Regions from separate parts of the Mus musculus genome. Here region 2 is linked to region 1. Evidence: chromatin loops called from intact Hi-C (ENCODE). Cell type or tissue: heart. All regions are shown on one strand.

Region 1 (5,000 bases):
TCTATGCAATCTAAGGTCTTGAAGCCTCCACACTATGAGGAAGTCTGAGCTAATCAATGGAGGCAGGCTTGAGAATGCTTGAGAGTACACAGATACCCTGAACAAGAGACCAAGCACCCTGGACACAGCCTATTAAGGGAAGTCTACAAATGAGGAGAGATAGGAACGGGTCATTCCCTGAGACAGTCACGGAATGGGGAGGGCCCAGGGATAGTAACTATACTCTGTCATTTATTTAGTACCATTAATCAGAACTAATATGGAATGGGGCTGTGAATTTCTAGTTTACTTCTGGAATAAGGCATTGAGTTTCTTGGGTGGCTTTTATCAGGCAGAAGTGTTATCAAGCATTTGGGAGTCCCTTTTGTCAGCTCCTAATTCCATTAACAATACAACTTAAAAGTGGACTTAGAAGGAAGCTTTAGAACCATTTTACTAGAGTTTGAGAGAAAAATAAGAGGACAGTCAAGGCGTAGATCCCAGCAGCTGTGCGAAGGAGGGAAATAGGTAAGAGGAAGGGAGTACAAATAAGCAGAAGCCATCAAACAGATGTGCAAAGGGCTTAGGGTCCTCAGCGAAAACTGTGGGAGAGTACAGCCCCTGGGATTTGGGTCAGTATCCAAAGAAGGAGTAAAAAGGAAGGGAAAGGAAAAGGTACTCCTTCTGAGTTAGGACCCTGGCAAGCAGGCAGGCTTAGCACTCAGGATTTGCAAGCAACTGAATCAGGGAGGGGCTTCTGAAGGTAAAATACATTATCTCATTACGGGGATAATTCACTCCACCGGCACACACACACACACACACACACACACACACACACACACACACACACACACATACACACACACACACACACACACGCACACACACACTCTGGTTTTAGCAGGAATTCGGGTAAATCAGCTTTTCTGAGGAGTGGCCCTCTGGCAGGCAGAGTGGACTAGTTCCTACAGAAAGGGACAATAGTTTTTCCTTGTTAGATCTCCAGTTAGGGTGAGTGGTAACCCTAGATCCTACTTTCTGGGCTAGGAAGGAGTTGTTTCCCCTTCACAGACCTCCACAGGGTCTCCTTGCCTTGCCTTCCTCCTTTTGGTAAGGCACATTAATTAACAAGGGGCAAAGCTGATTATGAGGGATGGAGTCATCCTCCAGGCCAGCAAATGTGCTAATGCCTTGAGGCATTAGCTAATGCTAATGAGGCTATCTACCACTAGGTGTTACCTGCCAACACTAGAGAGGCCTTTACCCCTAAAGTCCCTTTGGACTTAAAACTGAAGGAAAAACAAACAAACAAAAAAACAAGAGATCCAGGCTCTCTGTGCTGAGGTAAGAGGATCTCAAGCATAGCGTTGTACGCAAATGGAATAAAGAATATCCGTGCCAGTAACATCAGATCTGCCTTCTCATTCATTTCAGAACAAGCTCGGAGTAGTTCATGCCTTTGAAACCTATTGCCTATTGCCTTTAGAGTGACTTTAGTGTAAAAACTTAAAATAGGCTGATGATCATGTCTGGAGCAAAGGTCACCCCCAAAGATGACACCTAAGCTGCACCCATTCCGTCTGTCCTCCAGCCTTGCTAAATATGTTTCTAAAGCACAATGTCCTAAAGGAACAAAGTTCCTCCCTTGACATCAGTTCAAGAAGGTCAAGAAGACAACACTAGGACAAGTCATTTGAGTGACCAGACCTTGCTTTCAGACTCCACAGTGGGGTCCTGGCGTCTGGAATAAACAAAAGCAAGAGAGGAGAGGAATGGAAACCAGCACTGAGGGCCAGCTGGCTGCATCCGAGGGTGGGGTTTGGTGGAGGTAGGTAACTAGGACCCCTCCTTCAATTCAACAAACACCTTCTGGAGCCTGACTCTCCAGGACGCTGGGTTTTGCTACAGGGAGAGTCAGAGCCACACCAAAGGCATGGAGGCTGAGCTGTACCTCTGGCCTGGGGGAACTACCAGCTGTGCTCTGGGGTAGAAGGTAGAGTGGGGGTGCAAAGAGCCTGCTAAGGTCTACAGCCCAGGAAACCCCTGTGGCACCAACAGGATCCTTCAGTGTGCACCAGGGCAGGTAGAGGTCTGCGGCTGTATACCACCCAGGCTGGCCTCAAACCCTGTGCCACCATGTCTGACACTGTCTTGAGGGTTTATCAGCATCCAACCATGTGACTTTTACACAATGCCTATGGCAGTCTGGAGAGTGGAAAGGGTCTTTTCTCCCTTTTGACTAAACGATGAGTAAGCCACACTTTCTTGTGTTTGAAATGGCTTTAGAGTGTAGAAAAATATCCACACGACCTGTCGGTTGGTATTGAGTACTGATAGCTACCAAGGCTGGCAATTAGAAAAGAAAAAAATAGCTTGGGTCAGGAAAGCAAAAAGGCATCCAGTCTCTTAAGACACAAGGCTCTAAATACCTCCCAGGGTTCCACAAAAGGCCATGCTTGTTTTTTCTTTTGACTTAACTCATCCTGTTTCTGTTTCCAGAGCCCCAATGCAAGTGGAATTCATCAGCCAAAAATACAAATAAGAATAGAAACGGGGAAAAAAAATCTGCTTCTTCTAAAGACTTTTAACGTGCATTCAGCTTGCTGTTACTAGATAAGGACTAAGTCCTTTTCTGTGCTGGGAACCCTAAGTAGTCACATAGGCCTATTATGTCTTAAATGCTGCCCGTGGCCCTGGAACAATGAGCCTGAGGTCCAGGAGCTGAAGCAGTAGGCAGCCTGCCAAGTTCAACACAGGCCAGTCTGAAGAGCAAGGCCTGCTGGGAGCTGCTTCCTGCTCTGCATAGATGCAGGGCAAAGATTTTCCATGCTGGCTTTCAGCATGCACGTTCCACACCGAAGGCCCAGACCAGTGATGACCTGTACTGACATTTTCCATGACATTCTTTGTTTTGTTTTCTGCTTGATAGTATAACTTCGGGGTTTCTTTTTTTGTAACAATCGCTTGGCAAAGATTACTCTTAGATGTCATAGGGGAGTCACCAGACACAGCTAGATTCTCCCCTGGGCAGACATCTCTTTTTTAAATGGAGCTTCATGGGAATTTACTGGATTATTTGTGGAGGAACCCTTTGCTGCACAGCTGTTGGTCAAGAATGTGCCTTGCTTGTGGAAATAAAAGAAGTGGCAGTGGAGCCTTATGATAATGTGCATAAGGAATTAAAAACTGAATTTAAAAATAGGAAATGCAGGGTGCTGGAGAGATGGCTCAGTGGTTAAAAGCATGGCATTGCTCTGAGCTCCTCCCTGATCCACAGTCACCTGTTAATGCCAACTCTGAAAGTCCTGACTTTCAGCTTTTTCTTGACTCTGGACGCCTGTACTCACCTAAACACAGACAAATACTCACGCACACACATTTTAAAAATCTTTTAAAATGGACTACATATTGCTTTATCTCCATTTAGAGCAACATTCTTGTAAAGTGCCATATTTTTTGCCTACATTTGCCTTCATTGGAGACACATCACATGCCCTTATAGCAACCAGGCTCAACCTCCAAGAGAATGGTTGATACTAATTGTCTTCTTTGCTGCACTTGGTGGCAAATGACCTGTACTGAGCATCCAGGAGTTTTTCACCCAGTACTGAACTCACATTGCTAGGTTTTCACGTCAGAGGAAATACAGCTGCATGCATTCACTGTGTGGCAGTCTCCAATACGACGCTTTCCAGGGGAGTTTTAAGATCAGTTTAGACTTTGCCTAATTTTTTTTTATGCATACATAACATGGATTCCACTTGGTGTGTGGCAGTGGTCCACGCCTATCCAGAGTGCTACTAACAAGAATTTATTTCCTTTGGGACATGTTTGGTATACTTCCAAAAAGTTCTTTGCTATGAGGACTCAATGAGTTTTCTGGAAGAGACAATTGCTGACTTTTGCCAGGAACCAAAGGCTCCTTCTGTTCCCTGAGCTTGGAAACGAGGACCATTGCTCCGCATGACTGCTACTCACACTTATGCAGCTTAAAGATATTTTATTGACTGTTTTGCATTTAGTGCTCCATCATGTAAATTACTGTACAGGTGTGCTGGCAGATCTCAGAAGATGTTTCCATAAGACTATTGAAAGAACTCACATGCTTTTCAGCAGACAAATCTTAACTGGGATATCTCTATACAAGGAAATATTATACAGCTGTAAAGAGAAATGAAGAATGACTTCTTTATATGCCCCTGTGGAAGACAAATAGACTATATTGCTAATATTTTAGGACATGAGTATAAAAATTCAAAATGAAACAAGAACTAATCTAATTTTGTATTAGGTTAATGGCAAATCCACTCAGTAAAAAAAGTTTTTCAAGTGACCTTAGAATATGAGGATTGATGTGTGTGGTGGGTAGATAACTGTAATCCCAGAATTTGGGAGATGAAAACAGGAAGATCAGAAGTTCAAGGTCTAGCCTGGACCACTTGAGACTCTTACTCAAAAACAAAAAACAGCATAAATAATAAAACAAGAATATCTAATGAAATAAGTAAATAAGGAAAATGAGAATTGACTAAAGGGCCTATACGTGGGTTATACTCTTAGAACAAAAAAGAAAAAAAGACACCCACAAATAATAATAATAAAAAGGGTACAAAGCTTCAACTCTTTCCAAAAATTGTATTAATGAAAGTGTTACTTTTGATCTTGAGCAAGCCACTAAGAAACATCCCTCCATGGCTTCTGCATCAGCTCCTGCTTTCTGACCTGCTTGAGTTCCAGTCCTGACTTCCTTAAGTTATGAACAGCAATGTGGAAGTGCAAGCTGAATAAACTCTTTCCTCCCCAAGTTGCTTCTTGGTCATGATGTTTGTGTAAGAATAGAAACCCTGACTAAGACAGGCTGTTTATCTTGGGATCAAACAACTAATGAGGTAGGCATCCTCTGGGCAGGGATTCTGAGAAGGTGGAGGTGGGGCTGAGGTCCAGACAGAACAAGGTGACTGCAGCACACAGGTAGTGCCTGCTATCCCATTCACTCCTACATTGTCACCTCCCTTCTA
Region 2 (5,000 bases), 320 kb after region 1:
GTTTATTATCATGAGAAATTTGGTTTATTTTAAAAACATAAAAACATTTTACTAATATGTTTTTATTTTAATCCCAAGTGCGGAGATATGGGGCTGCTTTGGACCGGAGCAGCTGACTTTGCCATGTGCTTTACCAGAGGTGCGGTTTTGCCAGCTACAGTTAGCTTCTGCAGTTGTGTGATGTTTGAAATTCTGGGAACTTTTCAGAGGGTCTATAAATGCTAGGGCCTTGAGATGGGGTTGGGGGTGATTGTTGGTCATTCAGAGGATTTGGATACGGCTTCTTAGTAGTCACATTCAAAGAAGAAACAAAGAAGGAGAGAAATTAGTTTCAGGGATCTTTATCTCTTGATCCCCTCTCTCCTCCTTTCTCTCTTATCTAGTGATGGGGATGAACTGGCGGGTGGGTGAAATAAAGGGCAGGAAAAAGAAGAACCCACAAAGTAGTAAAGACCAATTACAGTTTATACTGCAGTTCTGCTTTTTATGCCAGGATTAGAGAGAACAATATGTGTTCATCAATAGAGGGATGTAAACCATGAGACCTAGGTTCATTCAAGCCATAGTCTTCCAGGAGGCCCTCAATAAAAATCAAATATATCTTCTACCATGCTTGGATTCTGAATTGAGGAATGAGAAAAAGAAAGTTGCTAGGCATTGGTAGACCACACCTTTAATCTCAGCACTCTGAGAGGCAAAGACAGGTGGATCTTTGTGAGTTCAAGGCCAGCCTGGACTACAACTCAAGTTCCAGAATAGCCAGGACTGTTGCACAGAGAAACCCTATGTCAAAAACAAAACAAAACAAACAAACAAACAAAAACCTGCGACCACCACCACCAACCAAACAACCAATCCAAATCTCCAAAACAATGGACTGTCTAAATGTTACCTTCGTTACTGATGGCAGCACTCTGCAGGTGTTTTAGAGAGGAAAAGGGTTAAACTGGAAAATAGAAGGCAGCACATCAATGCTGTGCCCAGTATCCTGGTGGATTTCATACCTGAGCAGGGGGTAGTGGGTGTACTGTCACAGTCAGGGCCCCTGAGAAGGGACAGAGCAGAGTGTGCTTATCAAGAAGTCATACACTCTCTTAGAACCATAATGAAAGACACAGAGGAAAAAAGGCTCTTCAGAGGAAGGTAGTATCTGGTGTGAGATCAAAGTGTCATGTTAGTGAAAAAAATGAGAGAATACAATTTATAGTTTACTATCACATGCAAATCAAAAGCTACACACAGAGCACAATTGAATACTAGGAATTTTTTAAAAAAGATATACACTTAAGAGAATTCATAGGTGGTAGGTTTGAAAGAAAGAAATTACATGCATTGTAAGCTTAGTTGTGTCTATGGAGACGTAGTTTTATTTATTTGTTTAAATAAAAGAGACTTACGCAGATAAAGGGAAACAGGGTGATTTGAAGTGATGTCAGTGGACAACTCCTTTCCTTACTAAGAAAACACCAAGAATGTAGAAACTACAGCACAGCAGTGCTTTAATATATATGACCAGAAACATCAGACAACAAGAAAAAAGACCGCAACAATAGGGTCAAATTTCCAATATGGACAAGATATTTGGGGACTTTCTAATGCCTAGAATCTTTTGACATGGTTCGTTCTCTCTTTATAAAAATCAAAGTTTAACGCGTAGCTTTTGGTCGAGCTGGAGAAGCGAATGGAAATCACACTTATAACCTCGGTGTCCTTTGAACTTCGGGTTATACTTTTCTCTTCCAGGTCCACTTTTTATCTAGCTCTCCGCTCCCATTTCTCACTAGTGATTATGAGATGTTGTGTTAAGTCAGTTCCTTTCCCAGAACTAAAACAGGAAGACAACCGGCTTTTCTATCTGTGTGGAATAAATATCATAAAAGAAATCTAGCAAACTGCACCTCCTTTCGTGGAGCTGGGTTGGGGATCCAGCCAGGGCGGGGCGGGTTAGACATGGCTTAGGAAGGACATGGCTGAGCCCAAGGCTGTCGCGGGTCTGCTAAACTGCACAGAGTGCCACTTGCAAAGTCCCTCTCTGCCCCATGGCGACAGATGGTCTTTCTTCTGCCTGTGTGTGTGAAGGGGGTGGGGAGTGGTCATAACAATAAGCAGCAGTAGCCACTTGACAGCTTCTTGCTGCCAGGAATTTGCATGGGGGTGGGGGCGGGGCGCTTGCTGCCATCTGGAGAACTTCAGCTCACTGAGGAAGAACCGGTGTCTCCGCCTGTATGCGCCCTAGTGGGTGTTGGGATCTGGGATCTGGACTCCCGGGGAAAGCAGAGAGCAAGAAGCAAATCCCCAGTGAGGCTTCTGCTGCTCTGGGGAAGAGAGACTGGACCTGCACGCTGGGCTGGCTGGGCGGAGGTTATGCCCACAGGTCTGGCACTTCAGAATGATTCAGGTCAGCCACGGTGTCGCCTTTGGAACATGGGTTTGTTTACCCACCAGTAGTTGGTGGGGGACATGTGGACTGGAAAAGAGGAAACCCAAACCTGTACCCCTTTCCCATGACCTCCGGAGGAAAGTTCAGTGAGGCAAAAGGCTGACCATACACCCCAGGGACGCTTTTCTCAGACCACAGTGCTGTGCATTATAAACACATGTGCAACTCATTTAATTAAACACATAACAGCTGCTGAGATGTTTGTGCGTTTAAAAAGCAAAATGTATTTTCAGTGCATTTTAAAAAATAAGTTTTTTTATTCGAAATACCAATTGAAACCATGTGGTCTCCTTTTTACTAAAAAAATAAAAATTTCTCCAAAATATGTTCAGTGGATATTTAAGATTTACTGGGATAAAAAAGGCAGCTTTAACAAAATATTATTGTGTTGGGGAATGTATTCTATAGCTAAAAAGAATTAACATAAAAAAGAATTAATATTATCAGCCCATGGGTTGTAGTTAATAGATAATCCCAAAGCTTTATAAGCTCTCGAATCTTCCAGAATCTCCAGCACCAAAAACAAATAAAAAAAAAAATACAAAAACCAAAATAACAACAAAACAAACAAGCAAGCAAAATACAATAAAGTTCCACATGGGAGAATAAAAAGACATGATCGGATATGTGTTAATTATGGGCTAATGAAATAAATGAGAGTAAATCTCTGTTTTCTGTGCTGGGATTTTCAGGGTGGAAACCATAATATTTCTTTTATTACCCCAGCGGCTAACCCAATTCCACTACGAAGGAGGAGCCTGTTTTTCAGCCTGAGTAGTGACAATGAACACAGGTTAATACTGACAAACCTAACACTAAGCCCACAGAAGTACTTGCAAGTGGCATCTGGAATCTAAGAGGTAAACCATCATGGTGAGACCAGCAAGTTCTCAGTAGCTGCCACTTCTGGTCCTCATCCAGCTAACCTGAATGTATGTGTGCCCCAATCTCTGAAACAATAAATTCTCTGAGTTTAGGATACTAACAGGTGAGCTTTTGGGTCCCATAAAGATGGCAGACATGAGTCCAGAATTTTTAAGTATTCAATCAAGGCAGCTTTCTAACTCGCTGAAAGCTATGTCTACACAGTGTGCAAATGCTAAGGCACACGTGTTTATAGGTACACTGCATTATTTCAGAGAATGTGAACTCTTTGCTCTGTGGTGGCTCAAGTTTGAAATTTATACTTCTTTAAAAACTTTTTTTTGGGGGGGTCTATGAAGTCTTAGCTATCCTGGAACTTGTATGTTAACCAGGCTGACCTCAGACTCATAGAGATCTGCCTGTCTTGGAGTCTAGAAAGCGAAGATTAAAGGAATATGCCACCATAGCCCACAAATTGATACTTTTGAGCTGGGCCAGACTTAGTGGCACATCTTCAAATCCTAGTATTTTGGAGGCAGGCAGATCTCTGTGAGTTTTGAGTTTAAGGCCAGCCTGATTCACATAGTGAGCTATAAGCAAGTTAGGGTTACATAGAGAGACTTGTCTCAAACAAACAAACAAACAAATCTTTTAAATGCAATTGGCCTACATTTTTAGGTAGAGTTAATGACTTAATTTGGTATTGATGGGGCTTATAAAATAACTATGAACACCATTCTATCATAGTATTTCATGAACCATTCAAGTTTATGAGAATGAACAGACAGACAGAGGCACCTAGGGTGTGACATTTAAGACTCAATCTGGTACAAGAATGAATCAAACTGTAACTTTCCTCGAACCCCTTGAATTAGATGTTCTACAGAAGGCCAACCAAAGGCTTAAAAATCTAATTACGTTCTGAACCTAAATTTATTAGTTGAATGGTTACCATGGGGATCATTTTCACACCATATTGCTTCCCAAATGTACACACAGAATTAGGGTGCTAGTTAGCTAAGTATGTTATGAGCCTTCACTCTGCAAAGATCTTATGTGGCAAAAAGGGGCACCCATTTCTTTCCAGAAAAGAAAGAAAAGGTAATGTCTCAGTCCTGGCAACAGTTAATCCATGGGATAAAATAGTGTTTGAATATATTTCTTCCTCTAGGAAATATATTGACTCACTGTTCTTAAAAATTATTAGTTTGTTCTGTATAGTTTCATAAATTTTTAAAATAACTTTTCAGGTTTCTTCTTCCAGTATTTGAATTCCTCAAAGAAGCACAGATCTTTCTCCTATCACTCCCAACCCTTTCCAGTTTCATGATTGAACATTTTTACATTCAGTAGGGGAAAAAATGAACCTAATATTATAATGATTACATATCCCATGTTCTCATACACAGGTAATAAATACAGAAATCAAGGATAAGATGCTGTTAGTCACTTTTAAGTGCTTTCCCAGTTTGAAAGATTTTATGCACTCATAGAAATGTTTTCCTTTCTGCCTCACTGGGTTGCACTTTTGCTTTGATATCTGAGAAAGACGAGGAGGGTAATGAAATATATCTCTTGAGCCAAGAAACTAGAGAAAAATCATAATTTTAAGAAAAAAATGGTGGCGATGTTTAAATAGATTACATTTCATCTGGCTGCTCTTAATTACAGCTACCCGCCCACAAGCTGTTGCAAA

What was found. Hi-C counts contacts between places; a loop is a spot of excess contacts. Peaks named below come from ENCODE experiments on the same cell type or tissue, not always from the same donor. Only the 100,000 strongest peaks of a DNase experiment are listed, where the experiment ranks them.
Region 2: it touches region 1 in a loop (3.0-fold over the local background); 2 of 42 quality-filtered maps call a loop at or near these places.

The regions. Positions count from the first base shown.
Region 1 is chr10:37,075,922-37,080,921 of GRCm38, forward strand. No RefSeq gene overlaps it. Among named protein-coding and RNA genes, the nearest start is that of Marcks, 61 kb to the right of the region's middle. In heart, no CTCF peak of the experiment used is centred here; DNase peaks (open chromatin) are centred at 2,020, 2,740 and 3,870; H3K27ac peaks cover 2,213 bases.
Region 2 is chr10:37,395,372-37,400,371 of GRCm38, forward strand. No RefSeq gene overlaps it. Among named protein-coding and RNA genes, the nearest start is that of Gm31202, 34 kb to the left of the region's middle. In heart, no CTCF peak of the experiment used is centred here; a DNase peak (open chromatin) is centred at 2,280; H3K4me3 peaks cover 982 bases; H3K27ac peaks cover 980 bases.